Regions from separate parts of the Homo sapiens genome. Here region 2 is linked to region 1. A link is a contact called in ENCODE Hi-C or POLR2A ChIA-PET data. All regions are on one chromosome and are shown on one strand. Each heading gives the region's core, a stretch centred on a gene start or an enhancer-like site at or near the end of the contact. The rest is flanking DNA. Distances are from core to core; before and after follow the strand shown. Region 1 overlaps ATP9A (ATPase phospholipid transporting 9A (putative)). Region 2 overlaps NFATC2 (nuclear factor of activated T cells 2).

Region 1 (2,700 bases), core at 68-2,567:
CAGCAAATATTTGATCAATGAAGGAATAAAAATGTCAGCATATTCTGCACATCTCCTACCCATCCCCCAACACTTTTTCCATTCCTTCTGGACTCTGCAATCTTTCTCAAAGGAAATAAAAAATAGTCCTGGGCTTATCTGGACCTGATCTGATCAAAGAAAAAAAATGTATTTCTTTTAAATCTCTTGAAAACAAACACCACAGGCTTAGAACACCAAGTTCTTAATGTAAGCAAACAGAACCTGCTGGCTGAATTCTAAGAAATGAGCCCTGGCTTGGTATCAAGCATAGGTTGTGGGGCCGATGACTTCACATGTGACTCAGTTACCCCAAATTTCAGGGGGAATCCATTTCAAAATCAAAACGTCAACATGGAAAGTGGAGGGTGGCTTTGTTTGGGCATTCCTGCAAGAAGGCAGGCTTTCTGAAAAGATGCTATGTTATAGATAACTCATCCACAAAAGGGGGGCAGGAGGGATGGGGAGAAACCCCAGGATTGGGTGTATTTCTCGGCTAAGGCTTTGGATGCAAACTGATCCGGGAATGCGTGATCCTCCAAAAATCCACCAGCCCCCAAAGTGCTTGAGTTACCCCTCCGACCACAGCCACATGGAAAATGAAATTAAATCCCACGGAAAGATTTGACTTTTTTAACATTATGCAATGTTTGGGTGAAAAAAGGGGGGTGGGGAGAGGGAGATCAGAAAAAAATTCATCTTTTTCCCAGAGTTTAGCAGAGCTATTTCTAGCTTTTAATGATACATTTCACCATCACTTCATGGGTAGTTTTGAGAGGCGCGAAGGCGGGACCGGTTCTGTTATGTAACCCATTTAAAGTAGGAAATTAGCAAGTCCTGAATGAATTCTGTCACTGTGCTCCCACTTCTGGAAAATTTGGAGCGACTACAGTTCTATTTTGAGGTGAGCAAATCCATCATTTATAGACCTCCTCACAAATACCACAGGGCTTCATGTCACCCTGAAAAGTTTCATAACAAAAACACTAAAAGTACTTGGGGTGTTGGTACATTTCGTCTCAAAACCTTATTAGACTGAACAGTGAATTGGCAAAGCTTCCTACTTGCCAATTATTCAAAAATGCAAATATCCAAGAGCAAATAAATATTCATCTCTCACCCTCCCTGCCTTTTTTTTTTCCTTTTTTTTTTTTTTAACTAAGTCCAGCAAAATATTCTGGTCAACAACATGAAAAGAAATGTCTGTTTTTCACGGAGCCTCTGGCCATGAAATAAATTCTGAAGCTATGAAAGCACAGTCTTGAAACTCAGGGCAGTTGGGCACGTGGGGTCCGGCTGGTTGTGGAAAACAGGAAACAGCAATGTCTTTCAGTCCTCAAGTTCCCCCTAGCGGCTCCGGCGGAGGAGTGTCCGCACATGGACGGAAGTTCACTGCAGGCAAATGCAGAGGCTTAAGGTCGTGCAGGGATAGCACACGTTTAAGGGAAAGCATGGTCGGTCCCTACCTTTGAAACCACATACCTTCCTTTTGCTGCTGTCATGAGATAACACAACTAAGTTACAATTATCTTTCTAATCTATATACTGAGGATGGCCCTTTCCATTGAGAACCAAAAAGAGGGAACCAGCAGCTCACACTGCAGACAGCCACTAATTACACCATTTGGTATAGTATTTGGTATAGTAGGCGGAGGCATAACTTGCTTCCTGAGACACACGAGCTTATACCTCCGGGCCCTTTTACAAATACAGACAGACAAATGGTACAGCTGACACGTGCCAATTAAATTAGGGTTTCTCTGGCTGGGCGTATGGGCTCATGCCTGTAATCCCAGCACTTTGGGAGGCTGAGGCAGGCAGATCACCTGAGGCCTGGAGTTCGAGACCAGCCTGGCCAACATGGTGAAACCCCGTCTCTACTAAAGATACAAAACTTAACCGGGCGTGGTGGCAGGCCCAGCTACTCAGAAGGCTGAGGCAGGAGAATCGCCTGAACCTGGGAGGCGGAGGTTGCAGTGAGCCAAGATTGCACCACTGCATTGCAGCCTAGATAACAGGGCAAGACTCCACCTCGAAAAAAAATAATTAGGGTTTCTCAATGTTGGCACTTTTGACACTTTGGGCTCTGTTGTGGGGGCCACCCTGTGAATCACAGGGTGTTCGGCAGCATCTCTTGCTTGTAGCACTCCTCTTCCCCGAGTTGTAACAACTGAAAAGGTCTTCATACCGCCACGTGTCCCCCAAGGGACAAAAATCACCCAATTGATTTCAACTACTTCCTACACAAAAGCTTTTTTTGTTTTGTTTTGTTTTGAGACGGAGTCTTGCTCTGTTGCCCAGGCAGGAGTGCAGTGGCACAATCACGACTCACTGCAGCCTCGACCTCCGAGGCTCAGGTGATTGTTCCGCCTCAGCTTCCCAAGTCGCTGGGACCACAGGCTTGAGCCAGTACACCCAGCTCGTTTTCTTGTATTTTTTGTACATGAGTTTCACCACGTTACCCAGGCTGGTCTCAAACTCTGGGCTCAAGCAATCCTCCTGCCTTGGTCTCCCAAAGCTGGGATTACAGACATGAGCCACTGCGCCGGGCCTTAAAAATTTTTTCTGCCTAAAACTTAACTGACTGTTCCTATATGTTCCATCCCTCGATAAAAAAAAAAAAAAAAGATTCCAGTCATCGAGGACCGTGTATAGAAATACAATATGAAGCTTATGGTTTTC
Region 2 (2,700 bases), core at 190-2,689, 130 kb before region 1:
AGCAAAAATGATAAAGTTTGGCTGGGCGCAGTGGCTCAGGCCTGTAATCCCAGCACTTTGGGAGGCCGAGGCAGGTGGATCACCTGAGGTCAGAAGTTCGAGACCAGCCTGACCAATATGGTGAAACCCCATCTCTACTAAAAACTACAAAAATTGGCCGGGCCTGGTAGCATGTACCTGTAATCCCGGCTACTTGGGTGGCTGAGGTGGGAGAATCGCTTGAACCCAGGAGGCGGATGTTGCAGTGAGCCGAGATCACGCTACTACACTCCAGGCTGGGCAATAAAGCAAGACTTCATCTCAAAAAAACAAACAAAGAAACAAAACAAAACAAAAAAAAGTTCTGCAACTACAGAGTAGTGGTAGTTGCACAATATTGTGAATGTACTTCATGTACTGAATTGCATACTTGAAAATAGCTAAAATGGTAAATTTTATGTGTATTTTACCACAATAGGAGAAAATATCCTATATAAGACAAAACAGCCCATGCTTAGCACACAGTAACAACTCAAGACATGATGGTCTTTGCTATCGTTGACTTTCAAAAATGCCCCTCTTTTTCTTGCTAAGTTATTTTCACAACACTTTATTTGTTTAAACCCTTAAATCATAGCCCTACAGCAAGGAAGACACTATCACTCCCATCTAGAGAGGAGAGGACAGATGCTCAGAGCTCAGCTTCAGTGAAGGGCAGCACGTGCTCTTGGTTAAGGCTATAGTGTTGGACACCCCCCTGGTTGATCCTTGTAGGGGTTTTCACAGCTCTGAGCCTCAGTCTCCCCATCTGTAAAATGGGGCTGTTAACAGTCCCACTTCACAGGTCATTACGAGGATTAAACAAGTTCATCAAAAGCGTGTCTGGCTTAATAAACATGGGTCAGCAAGGTTAGCAACACTAAAAGCTGTAGCTTCTGAGAGGCTGTATGTGCCAGCCATAGACATTGTTGTCTTATATATTTTAGCATATATGTACCAAACATATGCATGTGTGTACACAGGTCACCTCTGTGGTCACTGCTGTTCTCGGTGAATCCTGAGCCATAACCCAGGTTTCTTCTTCTTTTTTTTTTTTTAATAGAGACTGGATGTTGCCATGTTGCCTAGGCTGATCTCAAACACCTGAGCTCAGGCGATCCGCACGCCTCGCCCTCCCAAAGTGCTGGGATCATAGGCATGAGCCACTACGCCTGGCCCAGGTTTCTTGACCCCAGTTGCCAGTGTTTCTCAAAGTGTGGCTCTCAGGTCACCTGTAGCAGAATCTTCCCCCAGCAACGCAGGGTCAGAAGGTGCTAGATAAAAATGCAGATACCCAGGCCACATCCCTCACCCTCTGTGCCCCAATCTCTCGGGCAGAGGCCAGACATTTGCATTTTAACAATCTTTCCGGGTGACTTGTCACGCACGTTTGCTTAAGAGCCAAGTTCCACACTTAAGAGGCCACCTGAGGACGGGGAACTCCTCCAGGGCAGGCCCCAGTCCTCAGAGAACCCAGAGGCAAAGCAATTAGCTTTTGAAAGAGGAACTGAAGCCAGCGCACAGCAGCCCAAATTACCCTCCTGAGCTCTACTTCTCTATTGCTCTCTGATGCAACCTCCATCACCTATGGCTGCTAATTGGGGTGACAGGTCCAGGGTGGGTGGGAGGCTCTAAGGAAGCCCAGTGGGCCTCCCAGGCTTGCACCCACCCTCCTCATCAGCCCCCCTTTCTCCCATTCATTTCTGAGACTGCAGACAATCCAAACCGCACAGCCTGCAGTTTTCCAACCAAACCAGGCACCTTGCTTTTAAAGTCATCTTTGAGGGCCTGGCTCAGGCCTGCGGGTGAAGTCTTGACCTCTGCTCCAGCTTAAGCTTCAAGGTGGCCCCTGCAAAGTGACTTCCCCAGGCTTCCCTCCTGCCCCTGGATTCTGGCACGTCATAAAGTGGCTTGGGGGGGCTCTTGTATTTTATGAGCTCTGAATCAACAGGACGCTGTTGGTTTAACCAGTTTGGGTGTTGACTTTGTCTTGCAACTGTGCCCACCTGCAGCACAGCAGCAGCCACCGCAAAGGTTCAGCGAAGAAAACTGACACCGGCACAGGGTTCCCCCACATCGCCCAAGTAGGCCTGGAAATGGGAAGTTATTGCCTGACTATCTGAAATTCGCCGTCAAGCCGGGTGGCCAAGAATTACGATCTATCCAAGAACCTCAGGAGAGACTGGTTAGAGAAATTCGCTCCTACAGAGAGGGCAGTTTCTGTTAATAACAGCGGACAGGCTGGGTGTGGTGGCTCACCCCTGTAATCCCAGCACTTTGGGAGGCCAAGGTGGGCAGATCACTTGAGGTCAGAACTTCGAGACCAGCCTGGCCAAGGTGGTGAAACCCCATCTCCACTAAAACTACAAAAAAAGTTAGCTGGGCGTGGTGGTACGTGCCTGGAATCCCAGCTACTTGGGAGGCTGAGGCAAGAGAATTGCTTGACCTGGGAGGTGGCGGTTGCAGTGAGTTGAGATTGCACCACTGCCCTCAAGCCTGGGTGACACAGCAAGACTCTGTTTCAACAATAAAAATAAATTTAAATTTAAGAAATAACAGGCCGGGCAGGGTGACTTATGCCTGTAATCCCAGCACTTTGGGAGGCTGAGGCTGGCAGATCACCTGAGGTCAGGAGTTTGAGACCAGCCTGGCCAACATGATGAAACCCCATCTCTGCTAATA

Evidence for each region. Hi-C counts contacts between places; a loop is a spot of excess contacts on that map. ChIA-PET counts read pairs that join two places held with the same protein, here RNA polymerase II (POLR2A). Pooled maps may share reads with other maps.
Region 2: a map of OCI-LY7 shows a loop between it and region 1 (6-fold over the local background). The contact joins two enhancer-like sites. A Hi-C loop is called at or near these places in 4 of 168 maps with a recorded cell type or tissue (HCT116, OCI-LY7, esophagus muscularis mucosa and 1 more), 4 of 37 single-sample maps with no recorded cell type and 17 of 50 pooled maps. POLR2A ChIA-PET finds 5 or more read pairs at or near these places in 3 of 52 experiments (IMR-90, PC-9 and Panc1).

The regions. Positions count from the first base shown.
Region 1 is chr20:51,593,819-51,596,518 of GRCh38, forward strand. It overlaps ATP9A (ATPase phospholipid transporting 9A (putative)), which reads right to left. Exons shown (of 28, transcript NM_006045.3): 28 at 2,696-2,700. Among named protein-coding and RNA genes, the nearest start is that of NFATC2, 52 kb to the left of the region's middle. Within about 2 kb of position 1,318, at least 9 of the 41 ENCODE cell types and tissues checked have a DNase peak (open chromatin) inside an H3K27ac peak, as active enhancers do; they include OCI-LY7, where a contact is called at or near this core.
Region 2 is chr20:51,459,577-51,462,276 of GRCh38, forward strand. The region is part of intron 5 of NFATC2 (nuclear factor of activated T cells 2); the gene reads right to left. Among named protein-coding and RNA genes, the nearest start is that of MIR3194, 8.0 kb to the left of the region's middle. Within about 2 kb of position 1,440, at least 4 of the 41 ENCODE cell types and tissues checked have a DNase peak (open chromatin) inside an H3K27ac peak, as active enhancers do; they include OCI-LY7, where a contact is called at or near this core.